Linked DNA regions of Homo sapiens: region 2 is linked to region 1. The links are chromatin loops, found by intact Hi-C in ENCODE. Cell type or tissue: heart right ventricle. All regions are shown on one strand. Each heading gives the region's core, and the rest is flanking DNA. Links, peaks and the distances in the headings are about the cores only.

The links. A loop is a pair of places that touch in the nucleus more often than their neighbours do. Peaks named below come from ENCODE experiments on the same cell type or tissue, not always from the same donor. Only the 100,000 strongest peaks of a DNase experiment are listed, where the experiment ranks them.
Region 2: a loop joins it to region 1, with 3 times the contacts of the local background. A loop is called at or near these places in 2 of 110 quality-filtered maps.

Annotation. Positions count from the first base shown.
Region 1 is chr1:14,241,254-14,247,374 of GRCh38, forward strand. It overlaps LOC107985467 (a long non-coding RNA gene), which reads left to right. Exons shown (of 3, transcript XR_001737611.2): 3 at 1-6,121. It also overlaps a transcript of KAZN not described here. Among named protein-coding and RNA genes, the nearest start is that of KAZN-AS1, 180 kb to the right of the region's middle. In heart right ventricle, for the core only: no CTCF peak of the experiment used is centred there; no DNase peak of the experiment used is centred there.
Region 2 is chr1:14,519,627-14,525,747 of GRCh38, forward strand. It overlaps a transcript of KAZN not described here. Among named protein-coding and RNA genes, the nearest start is that of KAZN, 76 kb to the right of the region's middle. RefSeq lists enhancers at 445-554, 855-914, 3,399-3,488. In heart right ventricle, for the core only: no CTCF peak of the experiment used is centred there; a DNase peak (open chromatin) is centred at 3,419; H3K27ac peaks cover 1,305 bases; H3K27me3 peaks cover 411 bases.

The DNA of each region.
Region 1 (6,121 bases), core at 715-5,714:
TGAACTAGAACCCAGGACTCTGGATCTTCCCAGGCTCTGGCCTCCACTGAAGGTGTGAAAGTCAATAGCAATTAGGTGGCTGCCCCATTCATTGACATCAGGGCACTGGAAGGTCTGACTCTCCTCCTCTTCCTTCACCAGACAAAAGAGTCTCCTCTCTCTCTCTCCTACTGGCCCTGAATAGCTCATATTGTCTCTTTTGGATTAAGACACTGGAGACAAATCTTAAATGCACATTTCATTTGGAAGCCAGAAACAGACATATAATAACAATAGTTGTTAATGAAAGGACTTAGCATTCATTTCTTCACTATTTCTGGCACACCTACTGTGAGCCAGCCACGGTGCTGTTCCCTACCCATGTTTTGGCTTACTGACTCCTTCCTGTCCTTGGTGGGTAATGCACATTGCCATCCTTCCCATTTCACAGATGAGGAGAGAGAGGCTCAAAGAGGTACTTGAGCAAGACCATAGTCAGGAGGAGATATGCTGTATTGAAGAGGACTCAACTGGCCTCTGAAAGAAACTTTGAATTGCTGACGTGTGTCAGAAAATAAAAGAAGTTGATTTTCATAATATCTGTCTCTTAAAAAAATTCCAACTTTCTGAGAGCAGAGTATGATGTTTGCTTTCTACTATCCTTTTCCTCGTACCCCACCCCCAAAGTGTGCCAAACCTCCTTACTTGCAGAAGACAATTTTGGATTCTTACAAAAAGCAGCTTCACAGAAGCCATGGGAGATTTTTGCACAAAGCATTTGCCTAATTGGACCCTGTTCTATTTTCTGACCTGTTGCTCCTTGAAGTATCATCTTAAAGATGCTCTCCAGAAAGTGTCCTGAGCCTACATTTTCCCTTGGCTGAAAGACTCAGGTTCTCTCTGAAGATATGTTATACTGCTATACTTAACATTTATTTTAAATAGTGGAGAAAGAAAGAAATCTGAAGACTGTAAACTGTCTAAATAAGAGGAGAATTACACAGATAAGCAGATAATACATCGGTTCCTAAATACCGGTTGCGAAAGATTATAATGAACAGAAAACATTTAATCCACCACATGAAGCAAGAGGGTGACCCCAGAGAGGTTGTCTGAGGTTTCCTTGGGGGGAAGCCCAGCCAGTGTTAAAAATGATGTCTATGAGAATGACAGACCTTCCAGCAAATGTGCTCACCACTTCTTAAGGTGAAAGAGAAAGAAAAACACTGAAAAAAATTACATATGTATTTGAACAACAAATATATATGGAATATCCACTCTGTACCAGCTAGGACTCAGGCAGTAAACAAAACAGACAAAGTCCCTGGCCTTATATTTGGGTGGGGGGATAAGGGAAAGAAAGACTAGAGAATAAAGCATACTATTGCAGGAGATGGCTTTGCTAAGAATGAAAATGAGCTATCAGCCCATAGACTTGTGTCTAATGCAACCATCTGACAAAGGAGGCACAAAGCTAACTTGAACTTTGACCTGTTGCTAGTCCACATTTTCCCCAGCCCCTGCTGTCTCAGAAAGCTCTGTTTCCCAGAATCAGTGTCCTTTGGCAATTCACCATCATTACAAACTCTTCTATATCAGAGCTGCCCAGTGTAGAATCCCGGCCCTTGTCCTTGATCTCTCAAAACGAATACAACAAAAACCAGCCACAGAAATGAATAAGTGAAACAAAACGTAAGAACAGGTCATACAAGGATACGTTTGTATGCATCAGTCTTCTCTGATGATTTCGAATGAAAATGAAGATTAAGTGAGAGCAGCATGTGACCACGAACCCCAAATGGGACATCAGACAGTTAAAAGCCCTTCAATCACATCTCCCATGGGCCACCCACCACATCACTCAAGAAACGTCCCTCCTTGCCCCTCCACCATGCCACTACACACACACATACTGTGTTTCTCTGTTTTCAGTTTTGTTCGCCATTATTCCTTCTCTTGGGCTCTCTCCAGAAACCCAGCATCTTTCTCTTTTCTTTGAGAGCAAATTCGACCTCTCTCCTGTCAGAGCCACCTGCATATACCTGAAGAATCAGGCTCTCTGATGACTAGCAGGTTTCTAGTCGGGCCCTACCCTTTTCTGCAGGCGGAAGGTAAATTTTCCTTTATCTTTTCTCCACCAGTCTCTGGGAGGTGGAGGAGGAGGGAAGAAGAGCAGAGTGATCTATTGTAACATCGACATATAAATAATGCCACTTCATTTAGAACATAAACGTGGCGATGGTCGGTTTTGGTTTAACGTAGCTCTTCAAAATAGCTCCTCTCTTCCTTCACATGAGTATCTGGGTGAAGGTAGGTGAGCAGGAAACAGTCAAGACTATGTTAAGAATTTGCATATGGCTAACAATACCGTACTGTGTATTTGTTAAGATGACCGATCTCATGTTAAGTGTTCTTACCACAATAAAAACATCCAAACAAATAAATAATAAAAGAATTTGCCTGCTCTATGAAACAGTTTGCAAGCTGTTGCTAGGGGCAGCCTTATTTATCTGTATGTAAATTTAAGATGGGGGTCTGCACTGGAACCAGAGGGGAAAGGAGTGTCTAATCTCACTCTGCAGAGAATGGGGAAAACATGTAATTATGCGTGTTTCAGACTAGATGGGATACAGAGCCCTAATGTCCGCATCTTACAGAGGGCCAGCGTAGTTTACCCATCATCACAAACCACAGAGCTACCCTGGGGGAGCCAAGGAAAACCAGGATTTCTGACCCTGGACTCAGTCCAAGAGAGACATGCAGAGTTGAGCGTCCCAATTTTGCACACTCAATCTATCTTCATAGATAAAGTAATAGAAACAACAATTAAACAGAGAAAAATTATCATTAAACATCACCCGCCATGTGGCTTCTGTTAAAACAAACAAACAAACAAAAAACTCTTGAGATATACCCTCTTTTCAGTTCCTTGAAAACTTTTGGATACTCTCTGCCTTGGGACACCTGTGTTTCCTGTTCCCTCCACTTGGATCATTTTTGCTCTGAGTCCTTGAGTGCAAGGCTGCTCCTTCTCATTGAGATATTGCTCAAATGCCACCTTTCAGAGAAGCCACCTCTGGCTACTTTCTCTACAGAAGAAGTAACCTGCCTGCCTGGCTCATACGAACTCTCTAACCCACTATTATGTTCACTTAATTTATTACACATTTCCCTGTTTGGAATCATCTTCTTCATTGGTTCATTTGTTCAGTAATTTATTCATTTGAGTGATGTTTTCCAAGCTCTATGCTAGGTTCTAGGGAAACAGCAGGGAGCAAAACCCTCTGGCCTCAAGGAGCTGAGGTTCTATTGGGACACGATAGACAATGCATCCTACGGACTACATAGAGGGTGATAAGTGCTTGGGGGAAATGAAAGCTGGGGGAGGTAGGGAGTGCTGGTGTGGAGTGGTTAAGGAAGGTGGTTTTGGGGATCTTGGGGGAGGAAGAACATTCCAGGCAGAGAGAACAGCAAGTACAAAGGCCCTGAGGCAGGGGCATGTGGGGTGAGGAGGTGAGAATTGATGGTGAACAGGAAAGCTAGAGTAGTTGGTCAGGGTGAGCAGGTGGGTAGGGGGTGTTGACAGAGAAAGCGTGTGCAGATTGTGTAGGGCCTTGTTAATCAGTGCAGACTGATGCTTTTATTCGGAGCGAGTTGAGGCAATTGTAGTATTCTGAGCAGAAGAGAGGCATGATCCAGCTTGTATTTTAGTTTTTCTGGGATTTTGTCTTGTTTTTTGTTTTTTGGAGATGGAGTCTTGCTCTGTCACCCAGGCTGGAGTGCAGTGGCGAGATCTCGGCTCACTACTGCCTCCACCTCCCAGCTTCAAGTAATTCTCCTGCCTCAGCCTCCCGAGTAGCTGAGATTACCAGTGCCCACCACCACGCCTGGCTGATTTTTGTATATTTTTTTACTAGAGTTGGGGTTTCACCGTGTTGGCCAGGCTGGTCTTGAACTCCGGACCTCAAGTCATCCTCCCACCTCGGCCTCAGGAAAACATGTAGGAGGCTCTGGCTTTTCCCCAGGCAGGAGAGGGCACAGGCAGGCATCAGGTTGGTAGTGTGTGTACACACACACATACATACTTACACAAAAGAGTGAATTTGTGTCCATGTATTCTGCTTGAGTACTGCTCCTCTGACTTGACAATATGTCAGCTGCATCTTTCCATATCAATAAATGGGGAGCTATATCATAATTTTAGTGTGCTCGTATTATTCCCTTGCATGGATGTACCATAATTTAGCTGGTCCTGAATTAAACACTTCGGCAGTTTCACATTTTTCACCGTGATAAAAAAAATCCTGCAGTGAACATTTTTGAACATATATCCCTGAGGACTTGCTTGTCCAAGTACATCTTTGAGATAGATTCCTAGAAATAGAATTGTTAGGTCACAGTCTATAAGGGGCTGAAGGATTTTGATGCATAATGCCAAATTGCCTGGGAGAAAATGTGTACCAAGCACATCCCCACCAGCTGTGTTCCTGTTTCCTTATCTCATTTTAAGTATCATCACTGTTTTTATTCATTGCTAAGTTGATAGATTAAAAAATATGGTATTTCTTCCATTTGACCCAGCAATCTCATTGCTGGGTATATACCCAAAGGAATAGAAATCATTTTATTATAAAGATACATGCATGCATATGTTCATGGCAGCACTATTCACAATAGCAAAGATATGGAATCAACCCAAATGCCCATCAATGATAGACTGAATTTTAAAAATGTGGTACATATGCACCATGGAGTATTAATGTAGCCATAAAAAGGAACAGGATCATATTCTTTGCAGGGGCATGGATAAAGCTGGAAGCCATTATCCTAAGCAAAGTAATGCAGGAACCAAACACCACATGTTCTTACTTATAAGTGAGAGCTGAACAATGAGAACATATGGACACAGGGAGGGGAACAACATACACTGGGTCCTGTTGGGGGAGATGTTGGGGATGGGAGGAGCATCAGGAAAAATAGCTAATGCATGCCGGGCTTAATACCTGGGTGATAGGTTGATGGGTGCAGCGGACCACCATGGCACACATTTACCTATGTGGCAAACCTGCACATCCTGAGCATGTACCCCAGAACTTAATTAAAAAATATATAGTATTTTTTGTTGTTATTTATTGCCATTTCATAGCTTTACCCATATTTTATTTGGGCTATTAGCCTTTTATTAGTATTTAAGAACACTTTATTAAAAACATATTACCATAAATGTTGCAAAATTGTAAGGATTTTTTCATATAATCTTTTTATTTTTTGTTTTGGGAAGCTATGAAATATTATATGCATATAAAAATATATAACACACTTATGAAAGATACAAAAAATAAACACCGTGTACTCCTGACCCAGCTCAAAGAATGGAACATTTCCAACACCCCGATTGCATTCTCTTTTCCCCCCAGCCAAACTAATTACTCGATGGTGATGATTCCCTTACTGTTCTTTATAGTTTTGCCTAAACTGTAAATCTTCATAAACAGCCTAGTTTTAGTTGTGCAATGTTTCGAGCTTTATGAAAATAAAATCGCACTTTATGTATTTGTCCATGACCTGCTTTTTTTTCAAACAATATTATGTGTGTGAGCTTCCTTCAGATGGAAGCCTAGCTGTGGGTCATCTCTCCCAGTGCAGCTTTGTAAAAATGTCTCTAGAAGTGTGATTTCTGAGTCTCCAGAAATGCATATCTTAAAATAACCCAGCTCATGCCGAATTATTTTCCAAAGTGGTTTTTACCAGTCTATAGTTTGTTCGGTACTATATGAAGCTTCCAATTTTGTTCACATCCTTGCCAAGGCACGTTATTGTCTGACTTTTAATTACTTTCCTAATCTAGTGTATATGAACACTAGATTGTATGGGAGTAGATAAGGAACATTTCTTATTATAAAAAAAGGCAAGGTCTTAGAAGAAGTGGTTACATTTTTAAAAATACGGATTTTTAAAATATTTGTTTTACTCTTCCTAGAATACTAGGAAGGCAAACTAACTTTCTTTCATTAGGCTAGAAGTGAATAGAACTTCAGTTAAAAATCAAGGTAATTTTAAGGTCAGAAAAACAAGCTATCTGGGGGACAATGTGCCAGAAGAGATGGTTACACTATTAAAAAACCAAATGCTCTCCTCTTTG
Region 2 (6,121 bases), core at 376-5,375, 280 kb after region 1:
AAAGCATAAGTGGTGAATATCCTCCCATCTGGAGGGAAGAAAAGAGAGTAAGAGGGAAAACAGAGAAAATGTGGATGCCAGAGCACCCTGGACCCTGCATTACCCCAAGAGACTTTGGGGGATTCCAGCCCATGGATGACCTGAGAGATGCAGGAGGATCCCCAGAGTCCCATGTGTCTGGCATGACCCAGCAGCAGGAGAAATGTCTGAGCTAGAAGTGGATAGGCCTGGGTTGGCCTCACAGGGTTCCCTGTGCCAAGCATGAAGTCAGAACATAGAGTGTCCTCAGGCACCCAGAGGGCCCCATGATGGTGTGGGAGCTGTGGATGCTTCCCACGAGCCCAGGCATCTGTCACACATGTGTTTCCTGCCATTGCACAGATCGTGCCATAGGTGGTGGCAAGAAGACGCCTTATAATTGGGGCCAAGGAGCACATAGCAGTCACATATACAGCCTGTAGACAAAAGTCAAGATGGAGAGAGAGATCTTCAGGAAATGAGGCCAGTATGGCTCATGGATGACACAAGGCCCAGTGGTGTCCAGTCCTGGCACTTGTTCATAATCACAGACATTTCATTTATACAACCCTATGATCCATTGGGTGTGGCCAAGCTGGAAACAAAGAAACTGAAATGACCACACATGGCCACAGGATTTCTCTCCTCCGGTGGCCACAGCCCAATGGAGGAGACAGACCTCCCGAGAAGGGTGGGCATGGGGTGCCATGATAGACGTAGCAAGCAGGAACAGGGGTTGGGGTCACCATGTGAATGAGAGAGAAACAGGCACTGAAGCTGCAGGAGCCTGGGGGACAATTGTGCATGCCAGGCACCTAGAAAGCAGGAAGAGGGGAGATAGCAGATGAAAACACACACACTAATCCAATGCCCATCTCCATAAAAAGCAGTGGCTCATGGGACAACCAAGAGAGCTCCTCTGACTTCCTGCCCAAGCAAGAGCATAACTAGGTGATGGGGGCAGAGGCTCTGAGGAGCCCAGGCAAGAGCTCAGCACAGCTTTGCTAAGGTTCGCCTCTGGAAGCAGCCACCTCTGGGAATTTCCCTGGTATCTGTTTGGGCAGAGACTGAAACTGAACTGAACCATTAATAGCCTGTGATCATCCTCCCAAACTCCCCCCAAACCTTAATTCTTTTGCACTAAACCAAAGATGGTTTTGTTTTAACATCTGATTCACCGGACTCAACTAAAAAATGAAAGAGCTGAACCAAAGGAGCAGAATAATCCCAGCACCTGCAGCAAACTGTTCATCCATCCAGCTCCATTCCCTGGGCAGGGCAGGTTCCCCTAAGGCATTGTTCTATTGGGAAGAAGGCCCATGAGAGGCCAGAGCAGGGAGAGGCATGCAGTGGCATGATCCAGAGGGAAAAGGAAGAGAAAGTAACCATCCGAGTACTCCCCACTCTTGGAAGAGCCAATAGACAAAATCCAGATGAGCTTATGAGTAATGGATGTCCTATGTGCCACAGGGTGTTACAGGCAGATGCTGAGGGAGGGGTGCAGCCAACGTAAGGAGAAATGCAAATAAAGATCAGGCTTGGGGGCAGGGGTCTGATGATGCCCCCAAAACGCCAGTCAGCAGGGACTCTGACATTTAAAGAGGCACCATAACCACTTGAGCCAAATCTCTTTTCACTCAGTGTGCCCAATGTGATATTTAAACAGAAATGTCGCCCTCACTGCATTTATGCCCCTCCAACCCTTCAGAATTGGGTCTGCTGTCCAAATGGCTCATGTGTGTCCACCTTCCAGAGCCAAAGTGAAAATTTCTGATAAAAACAGAAAAAGGTAAATTTCGGCTTTATGAACTCAGGATTAAATCAGGCCAGGCCTTTCTGTGAAATGTGAACCCTGTAATGCTGAGAAATTGAAAAAGCCCTTGCTTTTTGAAGCTCTGGCCTATCTTTAATTGAACCTTTTGCATGAAATCATGAACCATGGCCGATGCCATGAAACAACTCAAGGAAGAAACCAGCAAAGCAACTGGCTTTGAACTGAGACCTGCGAACTGAGAACCGCCTACAGTCCGTAAAAGACCAGCCTGGGCCCTTGGGTTGCCCTCATCCTGTTTTAGAATCGTCTCTTTTCTTTGAAAACTGGGGAAAGGGAGGAAGTGTGGTTACTGAGGATTAAGCTTGAGTCGACCTTGAGTTAGGGGTCAAGTTACCACATCATGGTTTGGGTCAGAACTGATTATTTTTGGCAAATGTACACCAAAAAATCACATTTTTTAAGTGGATAAAAGTGCACCATAGGAAAAAATTCATTTTCGGAGACATCAGCACATTTCAGTGAGTACTGTGGCTAAATTTGAAAGAATGTGAACTTTTGAGATTACTAATATACATCCAAATGTGTGTTAGGGAATGTACATTGAGCTCTGTTATTCCTAATCTTTTACACAGGCCCTCTCCACCAAATTTCATAGACACATTAGAAAAAGGAAAGCCACTCACACTCCTGCTTGCATAGAAGTCCCCTGCCTTTTGCCAATGAGCTTTTCTGCTCCCAGATCAACTTGATTAAGTAAGATATAATTTTCTGCTTCTCTCTCCTGGCATAGGCACGGCTGTATAATGTCTTCGTTCTCCCCAGTGAGATGCCTGTAACTGACCTAACTTAAAGAGAAATATGTTCTGCCTCCCATCTTCAGAGGAAGAAACCCTCTGAGACCTACATGTGATTTGTCTTGTTGCCTGCAAAAGTTTGCTCTTTATGGTGACAGCTAGGCTTGCTTGGGAGATTTGAACAGATACAGCTTCTTGGTGCAGCTGCCTCTGCTCTCCTAATTTGATCCTGAGCCTAACAATTACAGTTATCAAGGAGCCAGCTCTTCCAAAAGGTTTCCTGCAAATCACGTCATCATCTGTGATGTGTACAATTTGGTCTCTTGGATTATGCAATGATTCTGGGTGTTGTTTTAAAGCCTGACTTTAATAAAAAGCCCGAGAAAAGAACAAATGCAAATGGGTGTTGACGTGGACTGCCCATCCTCTGGCACCAGCAGTAGAATACAGACAGTACCTACAGCAACACAATAGATAATGCATCTGCAATTACCGGGATACTTAACATGTGTTGTATAACTCATCGGAGAAAATATAGATCTTTTGTGTGTGTTTCAGATGTAGAAGGAATGAATGAATCACAGGTCATAAACTCAGGCGTGGGACAAGTATCAGATCTTTGTATTTTCTTCCAAGCAGCTTAATTTCAATCGTGACTACTCCATGCCAACAGGTAGGCAGGAAATTCCACCTCATTGATTCTCTGGGTGCCCCTGTTCCCACCCAGAGGGTCTTTCTCTAGCACCAAGGTGCTGGGAGGGCTCCCTGTCCGCCTGTAATTCCCCCAACTCCCCAGCATGTACGAGCTATGAGTCACTAGGCCACACTGGTTGCCATGGAGACACTCATCGTCCTAGTCTACTGGTCCCTCCAGGTTGAGGCTGCGGCTTCCACACCAGGCATGGAGGCTTCAGGATCTTGGTGAGGCTGGGAGGCACCTCACCCTTCCCCACTGGCATCCTCACCAACCCCCTGAGCCTGGCCAGAGAGCAGGGTGCTGCCTCCCCTAGCTGTCAGAATACTTTTTGGCTCCCAGTCCAGGGCAATAAACTTTTCTTCAAAGATTCTCTCGCTCTTCATGTCCCTCCCAGAGTTGCTCCCTCTCCACCAAACCCATCCACCTCTGTGATTGTAAGCTTTGGCAAACCAAGGCCAGAAAGGGAGCTGTCCAGTGGGCAGCTCCAACTCTCCACCCTGCCTGGAGCCTCCCAGCTCGGAGCTTGTGGCCTACCAGAGACATGGAAAGGGCGGAAATAAAGAAAAGCAATGCCCAAATAGATACAAATGTGTCCCATCCCTGCAAATGTCACAAAGTCATGAATAATTACCACGAGGGACACTTCCCCAGCTTTTTTGCTGCTCCATCACCAGCAGCCCTCTAGTGAATCCCAGCACTTCCTTCACTTTCTCTCCTAGTTCCATTCCCAAGCCAATATTTCTTTGTACATTCCAGCTGCCTTCTGAATCCCTTACTTCCTCTTCAGTGTTCCCACGCAGGTGACAGCAGGAAGAAGCATGGTCTGGTTGATCCGATGGTACATGAAGCTAATGGCCATGAGCCTCCCATGTGGTCCTGGGGCTGCACAGAATGTGCTGGTGGCCACAGGAAGGCTCAGAGACCATGATGTTGAGGAAGGGGCTCAAGGGGGCTTACAGACATGGCAGAGACACATGAGATGGAATAAAAATGCCACATATGTCAGTCAAATTGAATAGCTAAGGGAGAGCGAGGTGTTGTTTTGAAAGCGTATATCCACGTGGCTTAAAGGCGTGTCACTCGTTTTGTTTTGTTTTGTTTTGTTTTGTTTTGTTTTGTTTTGTTTTTATGAGACAGAGTCTTGTTCTGTCACCTGGGCTGGAGTACAGTGGTGTGAGCTCGGCTCACTGCAACCTCTGCCTCCCAGATTCAAGCGATTCTCCTGCTTCAGCCTCCCGAGTAGCTGGGATTACAGGCATGCACCACCACGCCTGGGTAATTTTTGTATTTTTAGTAGAGACGGGGTTTCACCATGCTGGCCAGGCTGGTCTCAAACTCCTGACCTCAAGTGGTCCACTCGCCTCAGCCTCCCGAAGTGCTGAGATTATAGGCATGAGCCACCGCACCCAACGAAGGTGTGTCACTTGTGTGCGTTTGTGTGACATCCTGGAAGCATGGAGGCAGGGTCAGGGGTCTGGAGCCAATGACCCACATTCTAGACCCAGCTTTTCCACAAAGGAGCCTGTGCCCTTGAGAAAGCCCACTCCCCCGTCTCATTTCTAAAAACAAAAGATTAGACCAATTTATCACCAGGCTCTCTTTGACTCTGAGGGTCTTTGACGCTAATTGATTTTTTAAAAATAAACAATATTTTAAACACTATTTTATGGTGATTAAGGTACTTGCTCATTATCTAATGGCCAACCTGGATGAATTTAACCCCCCAGGCATGTCAGTCTGCCACGACTGTGCTTTCACCGTTCGACTCCATAAAACCCAGCAAACTTCATGTATATTAAAGTTTAATAGCAGCTCAAGAGTGAGAAGCTGAAAGAAATGTGAACAGTACCTAAGGGGTGTTTTATTCATGTTGATTCTCATATGTATGATAAATAGTTCCTGTGCCTGATTTCGTGATGAGAACAGGTTCTTTAAAACACCAGCAAAGGAAGCCCATAAGGAAAACAGAAATCATCTACCATAAAGAAAAAGCCAAAATATTCATATATTTCTTTGGAGACCCAGCAAGGTCTGGAGAGAGCCAGACATTTGCACCTTGGCTAGATGTATTTAACACCAGTGATCTACTCCAAACCCCATGTGGGGCAGGATGCCAGCAAGACAGCATGGATTTTGGATAGCAGCTCACCCAGGAAGGACACTCAGGTTCAGAGCAGATGACACATGGACATATGTATCAGGGTTGTCCCATGTATATGTATGGACGTGTGTTTGAATATGTGCATGCATGCATGTATGTGTATGTAACAGAATAGAGTGTAAATGTACATATTGTACAAATGTGCAAATGTAAGCAAGCTATTCTTAGCTTGCCAGCCATACAGAATTAGCTTGCCAATTATGCAAACTGTGCTCTAATAGGTAGTTTGTGCATTAATTTCTTTTTTATCATGTAGAACATAAATTACCAACTTTTTTCTGTAAAGGGCCAGTTACTGTGTGAGGCTTTTGAACCATGAGGTGTCTGTTGCAACTACTCAGCTGGCCGTTGCAGAGTAAAAGCAGACTTAGACAACACATAAACAAATGAGCATGCTTGTGTTCCGATAAAACTTTATTTATGCACACTGAAATTTGAATTTCATATAACATTTGCATGTCAAACAATATTATGATCCTTTTGATTTTTTCAACAATTTAAAAATGCAAACACTATTCTTAGCTTGCCAGCCATACATAAACAGGTGACAGGCTGGATTTGGCCAAGGGCCACAGTTTGCAATATTTAATTTAGAATGCATTTCCCATAGGAAAAAAAATGATTGTAAATGTTGTTTGGCTTACCAGATCAATCCACAAAAGTCAATTCAATCCATA